2 separate regions of the Homo sapiens genome follow, and region 2 is linked to region 1. A link is a loop called in an ENCODE intact Hi-C map of the cell type or tissue named here. Cell type or tissue: pancreas. All regions are shown on one strand. Each heading gives the region's core, and the rest is flanking DNA. Links, peaks and the distances in the headings are about the cores only.

Evidence for each region. A loop is a pair of places that touch in the nucleus more often than their neighbours do. Peaks named below come from ENCODE experiments on the same cell type or tissue, not always from the same donor. Only the 100,000 strongest peaks of a DNase experiment are listed, where the experiment ranks them.
Region 2: a loop joins it to region 1, with 4 times the contacts of the local background. A loop is called at or near these places in 2 of 110 quality-filtered maps.

The regions. Positions count from the first base shown.
Region 1 is chr1:202,638,986-202,647,309 of GRCh38, forward strand. All of the region lies in intron 1 of SYT2 (synaptotagmin 2), which reads right to left. Among named protein-coding and RNA genes, the nearest start is that of SYT2, 67 kb to the right of the region's middle. RefSeq lists an enhancer at 3,795-4,727. In pancreas, for the core only: no CTCF peak of the experiment used is centred there; DNase peaks (open chromatin) are centred at 4,596 and 4,886; H3K4me3 peaks cover 699 bases.
Region 2 is chr1:202,585,424-202,593,747 of GRCh38, forward strand. PPP1R12B (protein phosphatase 1 regulatory subunit 12B) reads left to right here. Exons shown (of 24, transcript NM_002481.4): 24 at 1-7,279. SYT2 (synaptotagmin 2) reads right to left here. Exons shown (of 9, transcript NM_177402.5): 9 at 5,173-8,324. Among named protein-coding and RNA genes, the nearest start is that of SYT2, 120 kb to the right of the region's middle. RefSeq lists enhancers at 3,366-4,565, 3,971-4,020, 5,691-6,517. In pancreas, for the core only: no CTCF peak of the experiment used is centred there; a DNase peak (open chromatin) is centred at 3,871; H3K27ac peaks cover 4,070 bases.

The sequences.
Region 1 (8,324 bases), core at 35-8,034:
TATTTCTGTCTTTTGGTCTGTTGTCTTTCTGTCCTCCCTCCCTTCCCCAAGCCCATCTGGGATTATTTTTTTCACGTTTGGCTATCCTGCTGCCCTGTCTGGCTCAAGAGCAGCAGCGTGGCATAGCTGGCATAACTGAGAGAGCTCAGGCCTGGGAATTCAAGTGTCTGATACCGGGTCACCTTATGCTAGTTCTTTAATTTTCTTGGGCTTCCGTGTTCTATTCTGCAAAATGGGAAGGTTGGACCCCATGATCTCAGTATCTAGATCAGGAAGTTCCTTCCTATCAGGACCCATGTCCTTTCTGCTGCAGTCAAGGCATTTTACCTTGTGCTCTGATTTTAGAAAAGATGGAAAATAACTGCTTGGTGCTTAACAGGGAGGAAGGAAAGAGCGTTGGATTGAGGGTCTACAAGGGCTGGCAAGCTCCGTCGCTGGGCTTGGAGCTCCCCCTAAGCCTCAGTTTCCCCATAATCAAAACAGAGGGCTGGATGAGATGATCCCACAGCCCCTTTCAGTGCCTCGTCCTGCCGTGCCACTCATCTAACACATCTCTGTGGAAGGCGGTGTTCCCCGCTCCTTCAGCTTTTCTCCAAGGCTGCATCTCACAGCCTTTCCTCATGACTAACCTTGAATGGAGGGATGCCATGCTGCTGGCTTGCGTTCCCTCATCATCAGGAGCCTTTTGTCAGCCACACTTCTCTCAGACTCATGCTGCTTGCTTGGCCTTTGGCCTTTGTGGCTGAGCTCTTCCTTTCTCCAGGCCCCATGACGAAGACTAGAGCATGCAAACTCCTGGAGCCTGAGGCCAGTGCGCAGCAAGAGGAGGACACAGGACGTTGGGGCATTTTGGGGGATCGTGTGCATGGTGACAACTGCAGGACTGTGAACTGTATCCCTGCTCCTCCTGTAATTTGAGCCCTCTCTGTGATAACATAGAACCTCAAAAACCCATCCCTTGTGCATTAGTCAATAACACACTACAGACTTCCTATTCCAGGTTGGTAATATTCCCTTTTCACAGATGAGATAATTGAGGCTCAGAGAGGTTGGTAATTTGCCTGAATTCACACAGATATTAAGGAGCAAGCCAAGATGGGAACCTAGATATATCTACCTGCAAAGCCTTTGCTCTTAACCATCAGCGCTCTTACTGAGAAGGGGAGGTCATCGCCTCTCCCCAAGCTGACTTATAGGACTGGAATCACGGGGCAGTGAACACCCAAAGCTTGAACGACTCCAACAAACCTCCCACCCCACCCCACCCCGCCCCACCCAGCCTTGGCAAAGGCAGAGCCAGCAGGGTCACGGACCAACAAAGCCAGAAGGACTTTGGGTCATCTAAACCAAGCTTTCACTTCACGTATGAGAAAACTGAGGTCCACAGTGGTGTGCGACTTGCCTAAGGTCACACAGCAAGTCTAGGGTAAACTTCAGTCCCGGCCATGGGGTCCTGGGAGTCCCCCTCCAGGTTGAGCCAGTCCCTTTGCCACTCCTTCCACCTGGGTGTAGACATGCCTTTAGCCACTCACTCCAGGGACATCTGGCTTTACCGCCTCTCTGCTTCTCAGTTGGTCCATTCCTAGAAGGTTTGGGGAATGGAGTAAAAGGCCCATTTTTTCATAACCACAGAGGTGTGGCAGAGAGTGGGGAAGGGAGAACCAAGGAAAACTGGTGTGAGATTATTGGAAAGTCAGGCAGTCTCTCTGTTTCCCATGAAGTTTCTACTGCAGAATGGTCCTAATGGTCAGAGAGAGAGAGAGAGAGAGAGAGAGAGAGAGAGAGAGAGAGAGAGAGAGAGAGAGAGACAGACAGACAGAGAGACAGAGAGACAGTGAGACAGAGCTGATGTTCCCATTTTGTAGGGAAGCTTTCAAGATGGTAGAGGAAGATCACACTGCAAGTCCACAATCTTTCCCTGCTCCCCATGGCCACTACTCACAGCTGCCCTGCCACCTGCTTGCTACGCAGCTTGTATTATTATTATTAACAATAGCTACCACTCATTGAGGACTTAGACAGCTCAGTACTGGACCAAGTATTTACATATGCTTCTTGTTTAATCCTCATAAAAACCCTAAAATACCACCACTATTCTCATTCTGTTTTGACTACTTAGTAACTGAAGCTCTAAGATATAAAGTAATTTGCTCAAGGTCACACAGCTAATAACCAGTAGAGCCAAGGTCTCCTGGGGACTCCCCCTCCAGGGGTGTGCCTGGCTTTGAAATTCATATACAGTATTTGTCTCAATTTGTCTCGACTCTGGTGACAGAAGTGGGAGGGCAATGCATTGGGAATTCCTGGAGACCACCTGCTCCCATCACCCAGCCAAGCCCACTTCCTGGACTCAGACACCAGCCCAGAACTGCAGCCACAGAACTGTGGGGTTGCAAGGGCCTGAGAAGTTATCTAGTTCTACCTTCTCAATGTACAGGCGAGGAAAGCAAGAAAGGGCCTTGCCCAAGGTCACACAAGGTCACAAAATTGGAGGCAGAGCCTGTAAATTAAACTCAGCTCTCTTGTCTCAAACTGGGACTCGTCCGCAACACCCTAATGCCCAGTAAGAAGTTATTGTCTCATCTCAACCGAAGACAGAACCAGAGTTCATCCAAAAAGGAGTTAGATTAGACTTTCCTATGGCAAGGACTGTCACATTGCACAGTGGGGTGCTCTAGGCTATTGTAGTGGAGATCTTTCTAAAACGAGACAATTCCTTCAGATCTTCCTTATCTGAGATGAATGCAGCCCTGTCTGGAGGTAGAGAGCAGACCGCATGACCTTGTGAGGTCCTTGACATCACCCTTTAACCTATAGTCATCTGTCTGTCACAGCCAACCTTTCTCTAGGAAAGAATCTGCCCTCTGCAAAGAGGATGTGTAATGCTGGAAAGCCGGCCTTTCTCCCCATCAGCTGGATTCTGAAAGTGGGGAGAGATGACCAATGAACAGGCTGAGGGTGTCACAGCCCTGCTACTTTGGGATGGGGGGTGCAGTAGGGGAGCTACAGTCTTCCCAGAGGATAGGTCATTCTACCCAGCTAGGTCATTCTACCCCACCCCCATCCTTTCAGTGGGCAACACCTGCAGGGTGTTGGGACTGGGAGAAACCTCAGATACCTTAAATTCCAAACCCCATTTTCCAGATGAAGATACTGAGGCCCAGAGTGGGTCAGTGAGTTGCCCAAGGTCATAGGACAGGTCAGAATGGAAGCTTTCGGACTCTCCCTGGGGCGCTGCGTTCACAGCTCCACTTTGACACCCCCTGCCCCGGAAGTGAGCACTGAACTCACTTAAGAGAGGCCAGTGACCAAAGGCAGCGATTCCCAGGTGCAGAGGCTCGGGCAGGCGTGCCCATGAGCTTGTCCCCCCGCGCGCCCTCCCCCACCTCGTCCCCATTCCTGTCTTGGGCACCATGCGCTCCATCATCCTGAGATTCAGAGAGGTGCAGTAGCTTGTCCAAGGTCACACAGCAAACTGAGTAGGGCCCTCGTTTCCACTGCCCAGCTGCCCCCTCCCATCGCCCACCCGGGTCTCTGCAAGCTTGCCAGGATCCCCGCGAGCCTGCTTCCTCCAATGCACAGAGCCGTGGCGCGTGTCAAAGTGTGGGAAAGTTCCCGGGAGAGGAAGGGGTGGAAAATGCAGCCGCTCATCTCAACCCTGGACGGCTGCGGCAAGGCGGGGGCGCTCAGAAAGGCAGCCAGTCCTGCAAACCGCCCGTGCCTCCGGCACACCCCCCTCTGCGCCAGGGGCTCCCCAGTGTCGCGCGAGCATGGTCTTCCAGCTCCTCCTCAGCGAGGCAGGCGCTGCAGGGTCCCATGCGCCCCGCACCCACTTCTCTCCGCACGCCCACTTCATGCACCTCCCCGCGCCCTTCCCACGGCTTCTCTGCGGCGAGTCGCCTTCGCTTCACCGCAGGTCCCTGGTCCCAGCGCTAAGGCACCGCGGCTTCTCTCGCCTTCTCTCCGCTTTGGACCCGGGCTCTCCGCGGGGAGAGATAGGTTGGGGGCTAGGGGTTCCCGAAATAATTCAGGACACCTCCCCCGGGTCTAGCCAGGTAATTCCGACGCCCATGGATTTCCGGATTACAGTTCCCACCGCGGGCTCAGTCCTACCTACTCTTAGTTTACCCCGCAGTGAGCACCAAGTCCCAAAAGTCGGAGTGTCACCGTTTGGCGACCCCGCGTCCGCCCACGCCTCAGGCCCTAGAGGTGGCCACTGTCGGTCGAGGCACGGCTTCGCTCGGGACTACTGGCTGCCCTCGTGGGGTGCCCCGCCTGGGGTTCCCTCTTACCCTGGGACGTTCCGGGCGCGTTCAGCCTGAGCTGGTGGAGAGGGCGGGGGCGGGGGCGGGGGCGGGGACAGCTGGGGTCCCGAAGTCCAGGTCCCTCTTCCCACTTCCCCGCCGGCCCTGCCGCTGCGGCCCTCGCTCCCGCGCTCGCTCGCTCTCGAGTCTCTCCCTCTCTCTATTCTCTTCCTCTCTCTCTCTCTGCAGTAGTAACAACCTGATCCCGCTTCCCCCGCCCGCCTATTGATATGCTCCTCACATTCGCCTGCACACAGCGCGTGCGGCCCCTCCGAGGGCGATCCCCGCAAACCACGACGCAGGGCCCCCGCCCCAGGCAATCCCCGCTGCTGGGGAGGCTGCCTCCGCGCGCCCACGCCTCCCTTCTCCAGTCCGGACTGCCAGCGGAGGGGAAAATGGGCGACAGGAGAAGGGGAGGTGTGTGCGGGAGGGACTAGGCTGGGGGAGAGGGGTTTAAACTGGCGCGGTCCTACAGAAGTTTGAGGAGGGCGGGGCCGGCTCCGAGCCCCCGGAGCCCTACGGGACTCCCCCGATTCTGCCGAGGAGTCCCCGCCAGCTCCGTGCACTCCTGCAACACTCCCCACCCCACCCGCCAGCTCCGAGTTTACAGCCTCTCGGTTCGGGGGATTAGCTGGGGGAGGGGACCCCCTGGCTGTAGGGAATGGCCTGCGGGCAGGGGTGGGAGGGAAACGATTTGCTTCGGGAGATAAGGATGAAGGTTTTCCTGAGTCAAGGGAGAGAAGGGAGGGAGAAGAGAGATGGAACAAAAGGCAGATGCTGGAGGGGAAGGGGAGCTGGGGAGTTCGCCCCGAGGGCTCCGGCAGCCCGCGGTCCCCACCCTCAGTCTGTCCTGGAGGGTGAGGTAAAGGCTGGTGCCAGGGCTCTTCACGGGCCACTTGGGGAGGGGAGAAAGGGCGATGGAGGGGTACGGGTGTGGGGGAGAGGAGGAAGAGCGTCTGCTGGCACAGGACCCCTTGCCTGCTCCCAGACAGGAACCCAGCAGAAGGGCTCTGCCACGGACCCGACACCTCCCACCTCCACAACTCTGCTTTCTCCCACTTGGGAAAAGCGAGGCTGACACCCACGGTGAGCACCAGGAGGGGCAGGGAGGACCGAGAGCCTGGGCAGCACTCCTGTGCCTCAGTGTCACCCTTGGGCCTCACCCTCAACCCCCAACCTCACCCGATAAGACCTCGGGGCCACAGCTCGCCAGGTGGAATTTCTGCTGCTGTCCGGCCATTAACCACCCCTGACCTTCCCAGCTCCACCCCATCCTCGCCCTCTCCCCTCAGCCTCTCCTTCACCCTCCATGCAGCTGCTTTCTGTTTGCCTTCCACTCTGCACACTCAGGACCAGGACTCGAGTTTGGGGTTTGACCCAGGAAGTGACATTCCTCATCCCCCAACCCACACACACAAAAATCCAGTGTGCATGTGTGTTGGGGGGGGCAGTCACTCAGGGCTTTCCAGGGCTTCTCATCCCCACAGAGTCTGGGGAACCGGGAAATTCCCAATACCCGCAGTGAATCCCCCTTCTTCCCCTCCTCCAGGCATCCCCTGCCCCAGGACATAGACCTCACTCCCGAAGAAGCCGGGGACTGAAGTGCTGCAGCACCCGCTGCTCCTGGCCGGGCTGGAGCCTCTCTTCAGAAGGGCAGCAGCTCGCTTGTCACAGACCCTGGACTGCAGAAAAGCTGATTCAGGGATTTCCGGGCGGCTCCTCCTGTGGGGGAGTGTGCATCTGCATACCTGGGTGTTGGGAAGGGTGTGTGCGTGTGTTCATGTGTGGGCTGGGGGAGAGGACACATGCCTGAGCCCCTCTAGTCAGGTCTGCTGACCCCTCACTGTTCTTCAGATGGAAAGGGGGACCTGGGGTAAAGGGCTCAAGGTCAGATGCTCAGCAGGAGGGCACCAGGGGTTTCCCCCCACTCTGCTACACTCCCGTAACCTACCCCCACCTCGTCATCCCACACTGAGGAGGGGACCTGTCACCTGAGATGGGTGTGCGGGCTGAAGAGCAGTACCTGCTGCTCCTCTTCGGTTTCTCCCTGGGGAGAAAAGTGCTTCTGTTTTGAAATCTCCCCCAAACCTTCTTTTGCTAGGACGAGGGAGGATGGGACTCAAATTTCATTCAGCAGGCTGGATTCAGGTTCGACTTTGGGGTTTCCTGATGCTAAGGGTCTGGGGCAGCATCCTGCTTGACAGGGAAAGCTTATGCCTTCACGATTGGAATGTAGTGCTGCTTAGATGAAAAGGGATGGATGAAATGACCCCCATGGTTCCTTCTGATAAAATGGACCAAGAGACGCCTGAGCCTTATGCAAAGCTGCCTCCAGTAAAATAAAGTCTAATTACAGAAAATAAAGCACTTCTGTAAGGTTATGTCTGCTCCTTCTGAAAATACTGTGTTTAATGTCTATACTGCCTCCAATGTGCCCTTTCCCCTCTTGGGCGGAAGTGGAATTCTGATGGCATGTGGAAGGAGCAGGTGACATTTGCACAGGCAGCGGCTGGGCCAAAATGGGGGAGGATGGGAACACAGTGGGTCCCTGGAGAAAACACAGCTGTGCTTCACTCAGAGCCCCCTCAGGCCCCAGAGAACCCTTCCCCTGATAGGGATGACAATGACAGCCTGATAATCTTAATTTCACTTGATTCTTATCAACTTTCCCAGGAGGCAGCAGGGCGAGGAAGGGATAATTCTTCACTCCACTGAGGCACAGGGAGCCCCCAAAGGGTGGATGACTCACCCAAGGTCCTGAGGTAGGTTAGGGCATGGAGCTGGGTCTTGTGAGTCTACATGGGCTGGGTGCATATCTGGAGCTCCGCCCTCCTCCCCAGGTGCTCCTTAGGTCCTGACTGTCCATCCTACCCTGTCCTCTCCTTTCAGGCTTCATGCACCAGCATCTCTAGATGCAGCCCTTACCCACCTTCCAGCTTCACCTGGCACTGCCCACTCCCTCACTGTCTCCTTGCAGGGCCCAAAGGGCCATGCTCCTTCCTGCTGCAGAGCATTTGTACATGTTGTCCTCCACACCCCACTGCACCAGGCCAACCCCCTCCATCCTGCCAGTCCCAGTTCCCTGACCCCTCTCCCTGTGTGCCCTGTGCTTCTCCTCTGCAGCCCTCATCACGCTTATCCTTCCTTGTTCTAGTCTCCCCACAACACTAGACTGTAAGCTCCAGGAGGGCAAGGACCCCTGCTCACCGAGCCTACTGGCCCGGAGTAGGCACTCAGTAAACACCTCAAATCCTGCATCCTCAAATCCTCATGCTGCCTCTGTATGCTGTATGACTACAGGCAAATTGCATAACTTCTCTACGCCTCAACTTTCTCACCTGCGACATGGGGATTTTGATTATAAAACAGACTTTTTGTAAAGATTAACGGGATAATGTATATAGAGAGACTAGCGCAGTGCCATTCTTGGCATAGCAGTGTTGGCCTTGCTGGGGAAGACAGAGGGCTGAAGGAATAAGGGAAGGAGCATCTTACTCCACCCTCAGCCTTCTCCCCCAGGGTTCTAACTATCCCTCCCCTTCCTGACCCCCAACTCTCTCTCCTCCGCAGCCCCACCTCACTTAGTGGCTCCTGAAATCCTAACTTCTCCCTCTAGGCTTCCTGGACAAGGTGGACAGCAGCTGAAGCCAGCTCATCCCCACTGAGGCTTTGCCTCTCCAGGTCTGCCGTCCAAGCACAGGATTCTCTGCACTGTCCCTGCGTTGGCCTCGAGCGTCAGCACAAACCCCAGGCCTGGAGCTGTGGTACAGGCATTGGCAGAGCCATGGTGGCCAGGGTAGGGTTGGGGAGACCTTACCCTCCTTCATGATCTCTATCAGCATCCTCCCCAAAGTCACCTCCAAATAAGTCCACAGACTAAAATAAAGGCCCCTTACCTCCCTTCCAATGAGATGGCAACTCCTAAGTCCCTCCTCTACAGAAACGCTGGAGCTGTCCTGGAACTCTGGGCTCTAAGCTAGCCCTGCAGGATCAGGCTCCTGTTGCCCATATGTTTCCAGG
Region 2 (8,324 bases), core at 325-8,324, 53 kb before region 1:
TGTATTCCAAGGCCACCCCTTCTCCTTTTAGTCATGTGACTTTGGGCAGGTCACCCTCCCTGTCTGTAAAATGAGGTTGGACTGGATAATCTTTATGTGCCCTTTCCTTTTGGCTTAAAATTCTGTGATTTATTCATTCTTAGGAAGATCAGCATATTTATTGGGATTTCTGCTTCAAAAATTCTTTCTAACCTCAAAAATCCAAGTCCAGAATTTTTTGTTTTCTTCTGGATTTAAACTGTTTAATATGAGCACATCAAGGTTGACTTCTCATCCTTTTTGGGAAGTGAATTTAATATTGAGGGTAATTGAATGATGTTGCAATGGCTTTCCCTCCTGCTGGCTTGGTAAGAATATTAAAGCCTGCAGAGGTGGAAATTGGAGCTCATGGAGAAATGGATAGAAAGCAATTTGTTGCAGGCAGCCTTTGGACAAGTTGTTTTAATAGGAAATAGACCTGCTGCTTCATAGGTTTCCTCAACCACCTTTCCTCAGCTTTCTTAAAATGGGATCTACATTGGCTCTTCACACCCAAATAGCAGACTAATCGTTTTTCTGCTTAGCACCGTCTGGTTCATTGTCTTGAACTCTGCCTTACAGCAGCAAGAAAATTTTCCTCGACAAGAACCTCAATCTTTAGTTCCATTGAGCTCCCCCTCTGGATTTTGGACTTACCAGAAGTAGGAGGTTCTGATACCATTCAAGATGGTCTTTCCTTCAAAGCAGGTCTGAAGAGGAGACTACCAAAGCAGTGTTTACAAACCCAGAGTCCACACAACCATATTGCATAGAACAGCACTTGGCTTTCACAAGCCTCCTACAGGACCTGGTGTAATTGGAGTGAAAGGGCAGAGACCCTGGAAGTGGAGGTGGCTGTGTGCTGCGATGGGAAGAAGGCAGAAGGCCCAGGGGCTTTGGACATAGAGCAGGGTGGAAGCTGCAAGTACTGGGAAGGAAGAGAGTTTCACAGAAACAAAGCTTTGTCACACAGAAATGAGTTCTGTCTCACTGGTGACTTCATCCCTCAGGCTCCAGCTGAGCAGAGATTTTAATCAGCTTCCTTAATGGGTATTGACACTGCTCAGGAAGCAGTAGACCCTGTCAGGGACAGCTATTGATCTTTTGTGTTCTGATTAGATTGGAAAATAGATCAACTTCATTGTAGTCCAGGAACTGTTGGTCACAGCTACTAGGAATGAGGTGATTTCTGAGGGCTGAGAAAAAACACAGAATCTTGGCCAGCAGCCAGCAGCTGCATGGTGAAAGATGCATTCACTTCTCCTTTGAGAGTTGGGGTTGAGGGCAAACATAGAACCCAGGTTTGGCTTACAACCCAGTGTCCCGGAAGCCCTCCTTCGGGAGAACTGTAAGTAAGAGGTGGGTGTGTCTAAAGACAATACCATTAATGAATGTTCTGGCCTTACCTAAAAAGGTTTAGCAATTTGGGGATAACTCTTGGATCTAGCTTATGTGCGTTCACATGCACATTTGCTAGCCCAGAGCTTTTAAAATGAGGTCTGGCATATACTTGATTACAAATGAAAACTCAGAAACCAATTTTATTTATTAAATCATATCTTTTGTTTTTCCCCCTCCCTTCTAATCCCCCAAAGGACCTATTTGAGCTGTTCCCCAATTCATCTGCTTATTTTGGACCATGAATCTGCCAGAGTGATATTTTCTGTTATTTCTCCTCCAAATTTTTCCCTGATGTTTCCAATAAAGATTTACTTGGGTGGCCCCTTAAGGTGACATCAGGATGCTCTTATGTCCTTCCAGAATAAGCATACACTTCACTCCTCTCCCTTTCATCTCCCTCTGCATTCTTAATTCCTTGCTTTTCTCACTTGGAGCCGAGGGTGCTTTAGAGAGGTGGTTTTCCATGAATCAGCCAAGATTCCTGTAGAAGTTGGGTATACCAACCACCACCACCACCGCCCCCTATTCCAGTTTCAAAGCTCCTCGGCTATGCTAATGTCCCCTCAGAGATGAGGTTTGACTTTTAGGCCCGTATGACTCCTCCATAGCCTGGCCAAGGAGACCATGAGTAGCCATGTCTGGTTTACTCTTTATCCTGAGACTGTTTATAGCTTAAAACAGAAGTGTGTCTTCCCAGCACAAACCTAATCAATCAGTGTATCAGTGCATCTGGTGGCAACAGCTCAGCCCATTCAAAGAGCAAGGATTCAGGAAAGGCACACTGATGGTGGGGAGCCTCTTAAGAGCCTCTAATGTTCTCCCAAAACCAGAGTTGAGAGTCGGAGTGCCAGTCGTCGGGGCCCACTATTCCTGAATAAGGGACATGCAAGGGCCAGAAGTAGCTTGACTCTCGCCTAAATATCTGTGCCTTTGCCTGTCCTTTCTCCCACTCTACTGAAACCCGGAACAGATTCCCGCTTGCCTTCTGATGAAGAGAGGTTAGGTAAAGAGAGTTTGGAGGAAAAAAGACACCAGGAGGCAGGCTGCGGGGTAGGAGAGGGTTCTGAGAGGAGGCAGCAATCCAGAATACCTCCTTTTCTAGCCAGCATCCCTTGAACTTTTGAAAGGTTGTGCCTACCACTGGCTGGCACACCAGGGCAATGATTTCCCTGCAGAAGGAAGGAAAGAATGTTTCACCCTTGCATCCTTCTTGGAGAAGCTACAGCCTGTGCTCAGTTGAGTGGTTCACACTCAGACTTTGGCTTTATGGTTTTCCTTCCTCCTTGTCTTTGCCCTGACCTTGATCAACAGGGGTGAAAAGAACCACCCTGAGGTTTCCATGCCTCTCCCATTTTAGTGGTAGCATTTTGTGTCTTTACTCCACCCTTCACCCTAGTTCCACCAAGGTTCACACACCAGATGTAACTGTTTTTCAGCTGAGTTGTATGGATTAACTTCAGTCCACTGTAAATACACCTGGGATGGGGTGGGGTTGGGGTTGTTTAGGGAGAAGCAGCCAGACTTGCTTTGTGAACTGAATGTATTTTTATGCAATTTTGAGTGGCCTTTCAACCCTAAGATGAATGGTTTTGTTTTACTGGTTGTTGTTATATAGTTTTGAGTATTCTGTGTTTGAAAGTTTGGGAATAATAATATTCACTTCTATATGATGCCTGTAAACACAACAGTATTTATAAATGAGTAAATAAAACTGTGTTTTAACTTTGTGACTGTCTCCACAGTTCAGAGCATGGGATTTCTAGAATCTCACATCTGGGGCAGCCTCTTCTGATTTTACATCTTATCATTGGTGGGGGCCTCGCCCACCAGCCTCCTACAACTCCTGTCCACATAGAGGCCCCTTCCCCAGGGACAGCCACAGTGAGTCATGGCCACTGAGAAGGGTCTCTGGTAGTATCAAGGAATTTCCTAAATGGAGTCAGGCCAAGGAGAAGCCTAGATTGGCGTTCAAAAGAACCGTAAGATAGATAGATAGATAGATAGATAGATAGATAGATAGATAGATAGATATCAAGGTTCCAAGCTTCAAGTAACCAAGAGTATATACGGTTATTTCTTGGAAGACACCAGGTTTAAGTGACAAAGGTGTTGAGGCCATCCAGGTGAACACTAGCACACTCTAGTACATGGGAAAGTTGAGGTCTAGGGAGGTGGTGATTTCCTTGGGCTCATGGAAGTCTCCTGCCATCACCCTTAGTCATCTGCTATATCCATAAGTCTTCATGAGGTCATTGTTTAATTCAGGAGATCCAAAACTATCCTGTAGTTCCAAACTACAAATGTAGTTAACTTGGGGGCTATTGAAGGTTAAATCTAAACTCAAAATGAAGGAGCCATGCCCAGAGAAGAGCTGTTCAGGCCCGCTGGCAGGGTTTGTACGTGGGTGGCCAGGTCTGACCCCAGGCAGCCAGGATCTGGGTCTGGTTTCTCCATCCAGCAAGCCCTGCCTCTGGCTTTGCTCAGCCCTGTGTTTCCTGCCAAGCGGAAATCCCTGGTCACTGACTTGGGGAGAGGTCAGGGAGGGAAGATTCTTCTCCCCTGATGTCACCCAGCTGTTTGTAACCCAAGCAGCAGCAGAACAAGCACACTTGATGTCATGGTTGAAGAATTCAGTCCTGTCCTGGGGCACAAAACAGAGGCAAAGAAGCATGACCGATGCAAAGGGTTCCTAGACTGCAAATGTCATTTCTCTTTCTGACCCCCACTGGTTGTAGTAAGGTCTGCAGATACAGTATCACCTAGCCGTCACGTGGTCCAGCCCTCTTGGGGGGAAAGGAGAAGGCCACAACCTATTGGCAGAGTAAAAAGCTCATATTCTTAGCCAGGAGACCCTCAGGTGATAAATCCCAGTCCGTCTGCTGAAAGGCTCATGCCCCTCACCCTACCCAGCCTTAGGGACTGAAGCAGCAAGACAGGATAGATGTTAAAGGATCTGGGCTCATGCTCCCTCAGGTGGGCAGCTCCCATCCCTGCTTGCATTCACTGCCCCCATGCCTTTGGACCTGATGGACAAGCACACATCTAGCCAACGGTGTTCCTGGAGGACAGGTGCTGGTGTAAACTGACAAAAATGGTAGCTGCTGGTCTATCCTCAAGGAGAGGAGACAGGTGGAAGTGGGAACCGAAGAAGGAGTTTTACTCTTCCCTGGTCTTTGGGGGCAATGCTGTCCCACTCTCCCTTTCCCTAAAAATTCTGACGCCCTATCCCTGGTCCCTAACATCTTTGCTTCAGAAGTTAAAGACATTTCAAGTTATTTGCAAAGAGTCAACTGAGGACTTTGTAGAAATTGTTACTTTTCAAATTCCCACTTCCCAGGGCCAGCCTCCCTCTCGTCATTGGGCTCAGACTGTGGCTGTTCCCTAAGCCCAGCTCTACTGGAAGGGAATTCAAGAATATAGTCCCCACCACCACCCCGCCCCGCCCAGCCTCCCAGACAATGTTCCCCGGCACCACCACACTCCCCACAGTTCCACAGCCTGGCATGTGTTCTCAGGAGATGTGTGGGCCCCAGCACCCACCAGAGTGCCAATCTGGTCTTCCCCCAACCCCAGGAGAGAGGGGACCTCAGCCCCTTTTGGTGCTTCCCTGAAGGGAGATTCTGGGTTAGAAGCCAGAGCCTCAGGACCATCTCACCACCCTCACCCACCATACTGACCCTCACAGGCAGCTCCCACTCCCTCACCCCCACCTCAGCGCAGCAAAAACAACCAGAGACACCCCCCACCCCCAGGTTTCTTTCAGCTCATTTCTTTAATAAGGAGACGCAGTTCATTACAAAATAACAATTTGACAAGAGATCAGACAAGAACAAGAGTCCACATAAGGGAGATGGAGAGCATTGCCAAGCAGAAGTGGGAATGAGAGGGCCGGGGGCAAGGGCTGTACATGTGTCCTTCCTATGGAGACGAAGGCAGGGCTCCTGGTGGGCTGACCTTGGCGAAGCTAGGCTCTGCCAGGCCCTGATTTTGAAGTTTTCAGCCCCAGGGTTTTCAGAAAGCAGCAAATCAAGTCCTTAGATGGGCAGGAGTCAGGGCAGAAGGGTCACTATCTTTGAAGAGGCCCCCCTAAAGTCCTGATCGCTAAGGCAGGTGGGATGGAGGAACTCCTGGTGCCCCATGCACACTGCTCCCATCACCTCACCAGACAGATGCTCTCTCAACTCTTGCCTCAATTTGTCTCTGCTGTGGGTGTGGAGAGTGGGAGGGCCCCAGAGAGAGCTGGAGGAAGCAAGACATGTCTTCACTGGTCCAAGCACCTGATTCCAGCCTGCTCTGAAATGGTCCCCTCCACCTTCCCCACTCTTTCAGTTCCCAGCACAAAGGTCCCTGGGACTTCTGTGTGCAACTTCTGTTGTGGTTTGTGCAGGGCAAGCCTGCCTCGCCACCTCTGGCCTCCTCGAATGCGCCCTGCCTGATTCCCTTCCCGTTCTCTCTCCTTCCTCATACTTGTCACAGTTGCCAGGCCTGAGGCATCCTGGGCTCTTCCCATGCAGTACTGCCCTCAGGTGCCCATGGGGCCAGGGGCCGCAGGCAGGGGGGCTACCTGTCCCTCTCAGTTCAACAGGATGACCTGGGGCCTTGGAAGCCCCCAGGCCCCTCTACTCACCTCTGCTACTTGGTGCAACTGGCTGGGGCTTCTCTGGGGAGCAGGTGTGAAGGTCAGGGGACTTAGTCCACACCTGCTCTGCCTGAGCCTCTCTCACAGCTGAACCTGCCCACCCCACTCTCAGGGGATCGCTGGTAGCCCTGAGGTTGCCCCGCTATTGGGCTGCTTTCTGTCAGACTGCAGGAGGATGCACGAGGGAAGAGCGTCAGCCCCTGTATTCACCGGCCTCTCCCTGAGTCCCTCCTCCATCACCACCCACAGACCCTCACACTACAGAGGTGAGTAAGCAGGGATGGTTCTGTCATCCCTGGCTGAGCTGCTGACTGGCTGCTCCTGAAAATCCTGGTTGCCTCCACAGGGACCCCAGGAAAGGTATCCAGAACCATGGAGTCCCACTGCTGTCTGCTCCTCGCCCAGCGTAGAGATGGAGCTGAACTGTGAACCCAGGCCGAGAAAGCCAGCTCGGGCAGGGCCAGCATGGGCATCTCCTGAGACCCCACCGGAAGCCCTGGACACCGTCCATTCTCATGACACGGGACTGAGGGAGCAGGAGGGAGTGACAACAGGTGAGCCCTTCAGAAGTGGTCTGTGGGGAGCCAGTTGGAGAGACATGGGGGCTCCTGGGAGGAGCCAAGGGAGGCCAAATCTCCAGCAGGAGGCCCCCTTTATGGCTTTTCAGTGAATTCAAACAGTGGGAGGAAGGGGCACACCACACACATACACAGAACATGGAAGCTACTGGGATGCCAGATACCAGGCTGGACACTGCACCGGGCCCTGAGGTTTGGCTCTGCAGGCAGATGTGCAGCAAACAGGCCTTCAGGGCGACAGGGTCCTCCAGCATCTCCCAAGGCAGGGCTGGACTGGAGCAGGCACCGACTCCCGCCCACTGATGACTCCCATGGGGGGTTTCCCGATGGGAGGAGGCAGGGGTGGGGCTGGGGAACAAAGACTTTACACGACATAAAATCAAAGGAGCAGCCTCAACCAGTTCTGTAAAATGGGTTTGAGGTTGGGGATCAAGGGGACTCTCAGCATTGCCATGCGGCTATTTACAGAAAGTTATAGACATGCATCTTGATTAAACAAGATTCTGTTCATATGTTTCTAGGTAATTATCTTCTTTTATATATAATTAAATATACACGGATGGGGGCAGATGAGGCTCAAATGGCTTCAGAAGGTTCTTATTTTGTTGTTGCTTAAAAAATAAAGTAATTCATGTGTCTTCAAGTCACAGTGTCCCCTTCTCAATATTGCAGTTCAAAAAACTGGTTAAGTCAAATCCTTGGGGTTCCTGGCCCCTTGGGACCAAAGGGAGAGGGGGAAAAGTCATAGGGTAGGGTTCCCAGACACAATGCAGGATGACCAGTTACATTTGAATTTCAGATAAACAACAAATTATTTTTTAGTATATGTCCCAACTATTTGCCTAGGACATATTTACACTTAATAATTGTTTGTTGTTGAACTGAAATTCAAATGTAACTGGACATCCTGTATTTTTATTTGCCAAATCTGGCAACCATAGCATGGGGCTCAGGGCCACCAGGATCTTGGGACTCCTCCCTGCCTGCCACCACCCAGGGCTCTGAGAAAGGGCCCCAAACAGCTTTAGGTGGGAGGGGCAGAGGAAAGGGAAGGGAAGGGGCAGAGCAGAGGATATGAGGGCAGTTCCTGGCTCAATCTCTTTCTACCTTTGAGTGGGAGGGGACACCCTCAGGGACAGTTTTTCTCTCTGTGAGGCTGGGTGAGACCCAGGACTCAGATGCCTTATGAATTAACCTAGGACATTAAGGGAACATGGAAGCTCTCACTCCCCAAACCCAGGGAGGTTCCTCAACCTCTTTGCTGTCACCCACCCTTACCCCCACCCCACTGCATGGAGGCAGGTTTATAAGAGAGCTGCTTTTACCCACAGGAGGGCTGTAGTGACCTCTCTTCTCCCTCTCGCTGAAGCCTTGGGCCAGCAAAATCATCCCACACTGATTCTGCAGACACAAGTTATGTATGCTTTCCTAGGAAGAAAAAAGATCAGGATCTGAGACTGTGGCCTAATCCCTGCTATCTCATCCTCTACTGAGGGACTCCAGGAAAGTCACTTCTCATTCATGCCAAGCACCTGCCTACTGTCTGAGATTGCCCCAGCATTCCTTACCCAGCCTTCCCCAGGCCTCAGCTTCCACTTCCAAAGCCCAAAAATCTGCCTGTAGCTCTGGCAGAGTTAGCATCCCTTCTGGAACAATTATTCAGGGAGGAAGAAGAAAACGAACTTTCA